Regions from separate parts of the Homo sapiens genome. Here regions 2 and 3 are each linked to region 1. Evidence: chromatin loops called from intact Hi-C (ENCODE). Cell type or tissue: endothelial cell of umbilical vein. All regions are shown on one strand.

Region 1 (2,500 bases):
TTAGCAGAGGAATGCTAAGGGGACAGTGGCAGCTTTTTTCTCTCCCTTGCGAATAGCCAGGTTTGAAGTGCTCTGCTCACCTTCTACAGATAGTCTTAACCAAGCTGATGATTCAGGCTTGGTGGATTAAAAAGACTGTGTCCTTTCATTAAGCCATACATAGTGCTCCAACTGTTTCCTAACCAGGGTTTCCAGTTCTTCAGTTTGTAATCATTTGCAAGGACTTAAAACTTTTCTTTCTAAACAAATCTAACTGTATGGGAAGATCTATCAACAACAGGAGAGGAAAACTGCTGACTTATGGGTAACACGACAATAACAAATGGGCCACAGGGCTGTGTGCCCAAGACTCATCTTTTTTTTTAAAGCTTGAAAATGAATTCCTCCTGTCTTGCACACTCAGGAGGGTTTACTAGCAGCCTAATTAATTAAGAGCATCTATGTATCTGATGGGGATGCTCCCATGGCTGGAACAGGCGCTCTCTGCTCCTCCTGGGTACCTCACTATTCCCTCTATTATTATTATTTTTTAAACACAGTTCCAAACCACTTTTTACAGCCTCCAGGGTCTAGCTACGGGAAACCTTCCACGAATCAGCCCCAGTTCTTCTATGCTGCCTATTCTCATCTGAAGCAAAAGAGGTACATCCGTTGCATGCTAAACAATTACTTTCTTTAAATCTTTCTCATTTCCGATCACATGGAATGGCAGTGTGATAGCTAACCAGACATGTGAATAAGTCATGGAAGATTTTTTTAAAGCAGATTTAAATAAAATATCCCTCATTATGGTGCTTAATTCCATCTACTGCTAAGAAGACAGCCATCTGGAGAATACCAGCAAGGTGGGTATTAAGGAGGCATGCGCACCCCATAACGTAACACTGAAGCAGAGGTTTGACGCCAGGCCTCAAGAAGACTGGTGATGCTATCAAGAAGGAATGTAATTGTGTTGATTTATGTGTTATTTTTATTCTGTATTTTAAAGGCATGAAGACTGGCTATCCCGAGGTGATAAATGAGGTCTTAGAAATGGCATCTTTCTTTTGAAGTTTGTCCCACGAAGTTGTACCCTCCTGCGGCAGAGGATGAGCAGACGGTAAGCTTTGCCACAGCGCCCTCTTGTGTTCAGAGAACCGCAATGACAACATTTCCTCGTATTAAGAAACTATCATGACTTTAATTACAGATTAATTATACCCTTTCGTCAAGGTTGAAAGAAGAATCCATACAAAGCACGACGACTAGAAAGTCGAAGACATGCTTTCTTTTCTTTTTTTCTTTTTATTGTGACATCATGTCTCTTCAATGCCCTTTCAATTAATAGTAGTTGAGCGCTGGGGGCTGAAGTCAGACTCTCTGGGTTCAAATCACAGTGCTGTGTCCTGCAGGCTGTCCTCAGGCAAGTTGCTGACTTCTCTGTGTCCAGGACTCTGCATCACAGTACTTATATCCTAAGGTAGTAGTGAACATTAAATATTAAGGACTTCGAAAGTGCCTGGAGCCTTGTAATAAGTGTTAGCTGTTGGTCATTATCATTGATGTTATTTTTTTTAATAAATCAAAGAATTGTTACATTTCTGCTTGAAGTGACTTCAGAGATAATTAAATCCAAGTTTTTCATTTTGTAGATGAGAAATCTCTGGTCCAAAGGAGCAAAGTGAACTGCCTACAGTTGCCTAATTAGTCAATGGCAGAGCTGAAACTGGAATTTAAATCTTCTGGTTCTCTAGGGCCCGGGTTTCTGTCTTTTCTGGAGAACAGCTCCCATAGGAAGCTCTTTTTGCTCTGCACGTGCAGGGGGTAGACTTGCAGGAACTTCATGCAGGGCCCTGGGGGGATGTGGGCCACTATGGGAAAGGCACTGAGCCACACACACACACCAGGCTCAGAGGTCTGGACACAGGAGTAATGAGTTGAGTAATCCCTGTCCTTTTTTGCCATGACAATGAGATCGATAATCCAAGACTTACAGAACTGGATGATGTGAACTATAGTCTGCCTAGAAATATTGGTCTTAACCACTTTCAGGAAGACTAAAATGACCACACACATATACAAAAAAGTCTAATGCTTGTAAATCTGTTTTTAGAGTACCAGATTCCTAAGCTGCCATATCTTCTGAGATAATATCCAACTCCAAAGCTGAGCTTCCAAGAGGGCCTTGTATGAATATGGAACTAAGAGGCACACTGGCTGCAGACCTGACTTCTCTCATGTACTGTTTCTGTTCATTTTCTTTTTAAAGAAAATATCGTATCACAAAAGGACAAATGTCATGTGATTCCACTTATATGAGGCACCTAAAGTAGTCAAATTCAGAGACAGAAAGTATAACAGAGGTTGCCAGAGGCTGGGGGAAGGGAGAATGAGAAGTTATTATTTAATGGGTGTGGCCAATATTGCCAAGGAAATAGACGTCAGTCTACAGATCAGTTAGTGTTTACATTTTCAAAATTCAACCTAATGTTTATTAGGCTAAAGATTATGTTATCTTGAA
Region 2 (2,500 bases), 110 kb before region 1:
GGATAACAGAGTGAGACTCCATCTCAAAAAAAAAAAAAAAAGAACAAGACATTGGCATACTAGTATACTAGTCTTACAATTCTCAAAATTACAATTGACTGGAATCCATCAAATGAGGCGATGGGGTCAGGTTGTAGAGGAAAGAGGAGACGCAGCCCAATATTACGGGTTTCACAGAGGGCCCGTGTACCCTATAGGTACCATATGGTCACCACTCTCAGTAACAGCTTATTTGCTTTTTCCTAAACCTTATAACCAGTTTCATTTGTTTCTTACTCTTGAGTTCAGGTAGTGCTAGTTCATCATAGACTGGCATAGCAACAGGCTAAGACATCAACTGCCATTTTCTTTATCTGCCTCTAAAATCCTATGTCGTGAGGTCTAGTGGCTGTGATTAACAGTCAGAGCTGGAGATTTATGCATGGAATCTGAAGCCAAATGAGCAGTCAATTTGTTTTCAGGAGTCTGTCTCTTGAGATTTGTATCTCTGGATATTGTCCCACTGAATTCTTCTTAGAGAAGAATCCTTCTTCCTAGGTAGACTAACATAGCTGGAGATGAGAAGCCAAGCTCTCATCATCACAGCTGCTATATAATGCCCTAAACACTCACCACCTGGGAAACAAAGATGGGGCCATATTCATTCCGAAATCATACAGTTACACTTGACTAAACTCTTCCAGTTGAAAGGCTTCATAGTCACTTACAGATCTAAGGAACCAGATGAAACATACTCCAGGTGAGCCCCTGCCCCTCTGGCAGGCAGAAGGGCAAGACATCTTACAGAAGCACATCTCTCCTTCATGCTCCAATAAGCCACACAAATGAGCACACTTATGCCAAAGCAACCCTCTAGAACAATTTCCATTTGGTAACTACTAGAGTTGACAAATGCCATCAACAAAACAAAAGTAAATTCTACTGAGCAGCAATAAATCAAGAAAATTCTAGAGACAGACAGTCAATTAAAAGAGACAGGCTTCAGTTCATTTGCAAAGTGAGACCGGGCAGCGTAATTACCGCTCTGCACTGGTGGAACGCCTCCATTGCAAAACCACAGCTGATAACCAGCATGTTCGTTATTTTCCCATTTACAGAATAATAAAGGAAATAACTCAGTCAAATGACTTCGTGTAATTGTCACAAGTCATCCTGTTGGTGATTCTCTTCTTTTTCTTAGTCCGCTAAATCATTGTATGATTTCTACTGGGGAATTTTTTTCTTAAAGAAGCACAACTGAAAGTCCCTGCTTTTGTGATGAATGGGAGCTACAGAATTATCTTCTGAGGCTTAGCATACAATACGATCACATAAAATTCTCTCAGCTCGAGAAACTTCATCTTTACATCAGCAGCAACAGAAGGAAAAAAAAATGTTTTCCGCCTGAGGCAGTTGTGATAAGGGATTTAGAACCCATCCTGGTGTCAGCATCCAGATATAATGGGATACAGCCCAGCACCTAAAGTGTCTGCAGCTCGCTCCCTTGTAACTAATGTTCTCACAGCTGTTGTATGACTCAGGGTGGCTGGAGAGGAAGGGGAAGAGGGAAAAAGGAGCAAAATGAATCATAGAAAATGTTGCATGTAATATTTTGTCTAACCTACATTTGCCACGGCTGCTGCAGAACTGTCAGTAAAGTGAGATAAGGACATTGAGCAAGTCTCAAAAATGACTGCATGCTAGAACTGAGCATCTGAGAAATTCCATGAGGGGTTTTACTTTTATTAATCATGTGTCTGAAGCTAACAGGTTCATACCATGTTAGCAAATTAAACTATCATACAATCTTGACGACGCTTCCTCGAATCATTAAAAAGTCTTCTCATTTAATTAATGACAAATTTGTTATCTACCTACTGGGGTTTCCATTGATACAGCAATTAATTTTTCTTTAAGATTTCCTAACTCCTAGCCAAATGCATCAAAAACACTCAAGCTATAATGGTTTATCTTGAGTTTAAAAAAACCATCTAAGATTGAACATTCACCATTAATTAATTAAACTGTCTTTTTAAAACTGTAACAGGTGCCATGAAATGTGCACACTGTGAAGCACATTGACATATCTGGGGATAATGGGTGCACAGGCTCATAGAGCACCATGGATATAACCTACACAAGACACTGCCTTCCTTAGCTCAGTCTCTTCCTTAGCTCAGGCCACGTAAAAATCACAGCTGAATGTCTTTCTGCCAACTTAAAGAAAGAGGAACCCTCTTTTCTCAGTCACTGGGCACCTTGCCAAGTCTCAGACCTTCTTAAATATTGGTTGATTTCTCAATTGATCTCAGTGGGCAGAGTGATCTTATCATTGCTTTACAGCAGAGAAACTTTGGGTTGAATTGCGCAAACCACAGTGGAACCTGTTTAATGAACCCTTTTCTTTTAAGTGATAATCAATCTCCTGTCTATTTTCTATTCTATTAGTGAAAGTCATGGTCATCTTTTTCTTCAGGCTATCTTTCAAAAACACCACCGCATTTGATTAAGTGTTGAATTA
Region 3 (2,500 bases), 120 kb before region 1:
ACACACCCTATAATAATAAAAAAAAAGTAACATACTTTGTCCACTTATTTTTCCTTTTGTAATTCTGCCAAAGCATGCACAGTCCTTAACTTTGGTGCTAAACATTCCCTCTTTGCATAGATATCCCTGTGATGGTTTGTGGGGCCCCCCGTTTTGATCAGTGCAAGCTCAACGTCAGGGAGAAGGGCTTCCTAGTAAGTGCCCTTCAGAAGTACAAGAGCTCCATTGAGTCTTGAGAACTATAGGATAAATGGAAACACATGCCACACTAAGGGCAGCCAAGGAATTTTAAAGGGAAGCAGGAGCAAGACAAGGAGAGAGCACTCCTCGTAAATTGCCTCTCAGCTTATCCCCTGAATACATTCCAGCAGCTCAACCCAGAAAGAATAGGCGCTGGCCAGACATTGCACTATAGGTAAAATGCGTTATTCTTCCTACTTCTCAGAACATACGGCTTCCCGAAGAGGGCTCGCTAATAAATGCCAAGAGTGGAATGGAAATAGATCTGCTAACAAGCTCTCACCCAAAATATTTTATCTGACAAATGTGTAGGTCAAAGAGTTAGAGAGACAATAATTATGTGCAGCTAAGTGGACACATATATCTGGCTGTTGGAGAAAGAAAACATAGAAATGTCCCCAAACTATTCTGTGTTCTAGAGAAGACAATGAATAAGCCATGCTGCTTGGCACACAGGTGCCGCCTGGCGAGGCTGATGGCTTACCATGAGAACTGCAGGACATACAGGCAGGACTGGTGTCAGGTGAAGGCCTTAGGGATGCTCTCCCTCGTATCTGGTATTCCCTACCCACAAACCAAAGAAGGGGATGATGTTACCTCCAAACACAGTAACTGCAGTTCAGGAGACGTCTATGACAAAGTTAGGAGCAGGAGAAGGGAAATGTCCCAGCAATGGTCAGCCTCTGTTTCTGATGTTGAAAAAGGAGCAGAGCTAGTGGCCTGCAGCCTCATCAGGGTGTGTCTGCAGGGGAAGCAGAGTCATTTCCAGTGCCCAAACCCAAAAGATGTAAGCCATGCCTACTTCTGGCAAAGAAAGCCCACACGTGACTCCTTTAAGAATGGCAGCCCACAAGTGCGAGACGGAAAGGCGAGAGGGAAGTAATCTGGGCTTTGTCTGACCTCACAGGCTGTCAGACTGTCACCCCAAGTACACAGAAGCAGTGAGGAATTTGACAACAGTATGAAGAGCAGTGCCAACAATCACATATGTTTCCTATCCAAGCAGCCCTATCACCCCCGATCTCCTACCACCACAGGGTTCCTACAGCATAAACACCTTTAGCTGTGGAGGGTGGTGCCTGGGTGGGGTGGGGGATGAGCAGGGGGACTCTTGGCCGGAAGGAGATGTCTTCAGGCCACCTGTGCTTCTGCTTGCCTTCCCCGTGTCTTTCCAAGACCTTTAGTGGTGGCCAGGACTCTCTGATCTATAACAGGGTGTCAGGCCTTCTCTGAGACTGATGGTAATGCCTTGTGCCTGTAGTGATCTGGTTTCCATGAACTGTGAGATAACAGAACCACCAGACAATACTAAGAAATATCCATTTCTCTTTTTCCCCATAACTCAGTGGCCCTAAGTATTACACAGACACATAGTGATGTGAGGATGGACATGGCTCATTGATGAAGTGGAAAGAGTTGGAAAGACTGCAGAACCAGTAGGGGAGGAGAAAACAGTGCCTCTTGAGTCCTAGACAAGGCAGTGCTGCAAGTTTTATCCCAGAAGCACAGGGAGATGCCCTCTGCCTGGAAGTGTAGTGTAGAAGCCAGACTGCATAGGTTCAAAGCCCAGCTCCACCGCTTGCAGTCGCACAGCGTTAGGTAAGATACTGAACTCGGTGCGCATGTGTTTCCTCATCCATAATGGAAGGATTGTTGGACTGTGGAGAGAACTGCACAGGTACTTGATATAAAGCACTTAGACCTGTGCACGCCCTACAGCAAGCAGGGTCTAAGTGCTAGCTCTTATTCCTGCCAGGTCTCTCACTTCTGCTCATATGCCTGTCTCATCTCGATCTTCCCAACTCTGTAGTTTCTCACAATAAGCAATTCTATAGCTCTTATCTCAGGCAATGTCTGCTTTATCCCTTAAAAGCCAGCTCTCTTTGATGCTCTCCCTCACTCCTCTTGGAAAAGCTAGTTATTCTTTCCTTCGTAGCAAAATAGCATTCTGTACCTGTATTTTGACATGAAGCATTTATTTTAATCATCCATGTACATGCGCTTCCCTACCAGAGCAAGGACTCTTCAAGGTCAGGGCATGCCTATGATAAGCAAATCCGCCAGTAAGTGAACAGATTTCTTAAAGGGTTTTCTTTAGCCTGCATTGCGTTATCTTTATGCCATCACCAAAGATTAGAAGAAATCAAAGCACAGACCAGAACACAGAAGTGAACTTCCAGCAGGACCTGCAGCATGGGTGGACCGTCAGCTGAAACAGCAGGAAGACCTATTTTCTCCATCTCATCTGTTTATGAGCCTG

What was found. Peaks named below come from ENCODE experiments on the same cell type or tissue, not always from the same donor. Only the 100,000 strongest peaks of a DNase experiment are listed, where the experiment ranks them.
Region 2: it touches region 1 in a loop (2.8-fold over the local background); 10 of 110 quality-filtered maps call a loop at or near these places.
Region 3: a loop joins it to region 1, with 2.8 times the contacts of the local background. A loop is called at or near these places in 9 of 110 quality-filtered maps.

What each region holds. Positions count from the first base shown.
Region 1 is chr1:231,865,477-231,867,976 of GRCh38, reverse strand. All of the region lies in intron 9 of DISC1 (DISC1 scaffold protein), which reads right to left. The region is part of intron 12 of TSNAX-DISC1 (TSNAX-DISC1 readthrough (NMD candidate)); the gene reads right to left. Among named protein-coding and RNA genes, the nearest start is that of DISC2, 48 kb to the right of the region's middle. In endothelial cell of umbilical vein, a CTCF peak has its summit at 1,119 (motif pointing left); a DNase peak (open chromatin) is centred at 1,106.
Region 2 is chr1:231,970,590-231,973,089 of GRCh38, reverse strand. All of the region lies in intron 10 of DISC1 (DISC1 scaffold protein), which reads right to left. The region is part of intron 13 of TSNAX-DISC1 (TSNAX-DISC1 readthrough (NMD candidate)); the gene reads right to left. Among named protein-coding and RNA genes, the nearest start is that of DISC1-IT1, 46 kb to the right of the region's middle. In endothelial cell of umbilical vein, no CTCF peak of the experiment used is centred here; a DNase peak (open chromatin) is centred at 1,479; H3K27ac peaks cover 937 bases.
Region 3 is chr1:231,989,218-231,991,717 of GRCh38, reverse strand. The region is part of intron 10 of DISC1 (DISC1 scaffold protein); the gene reads right to left. All of the region lies in intron 13 of TSNAX-DISC1 (TSNAX-DISC1 readthrough (NMD candidate)), which reads right to left. Among named protein-coding and RNA genes, the nearest start is that of DISC1-IT1, 65 kb to the right of the region's middle. In endothelial cell of umbilical vein, no CTCF peak of the experiment used is centred here; a DNase peak (open chromatin) is centred at 1,137; H3K27ac peaks cover 539 bases.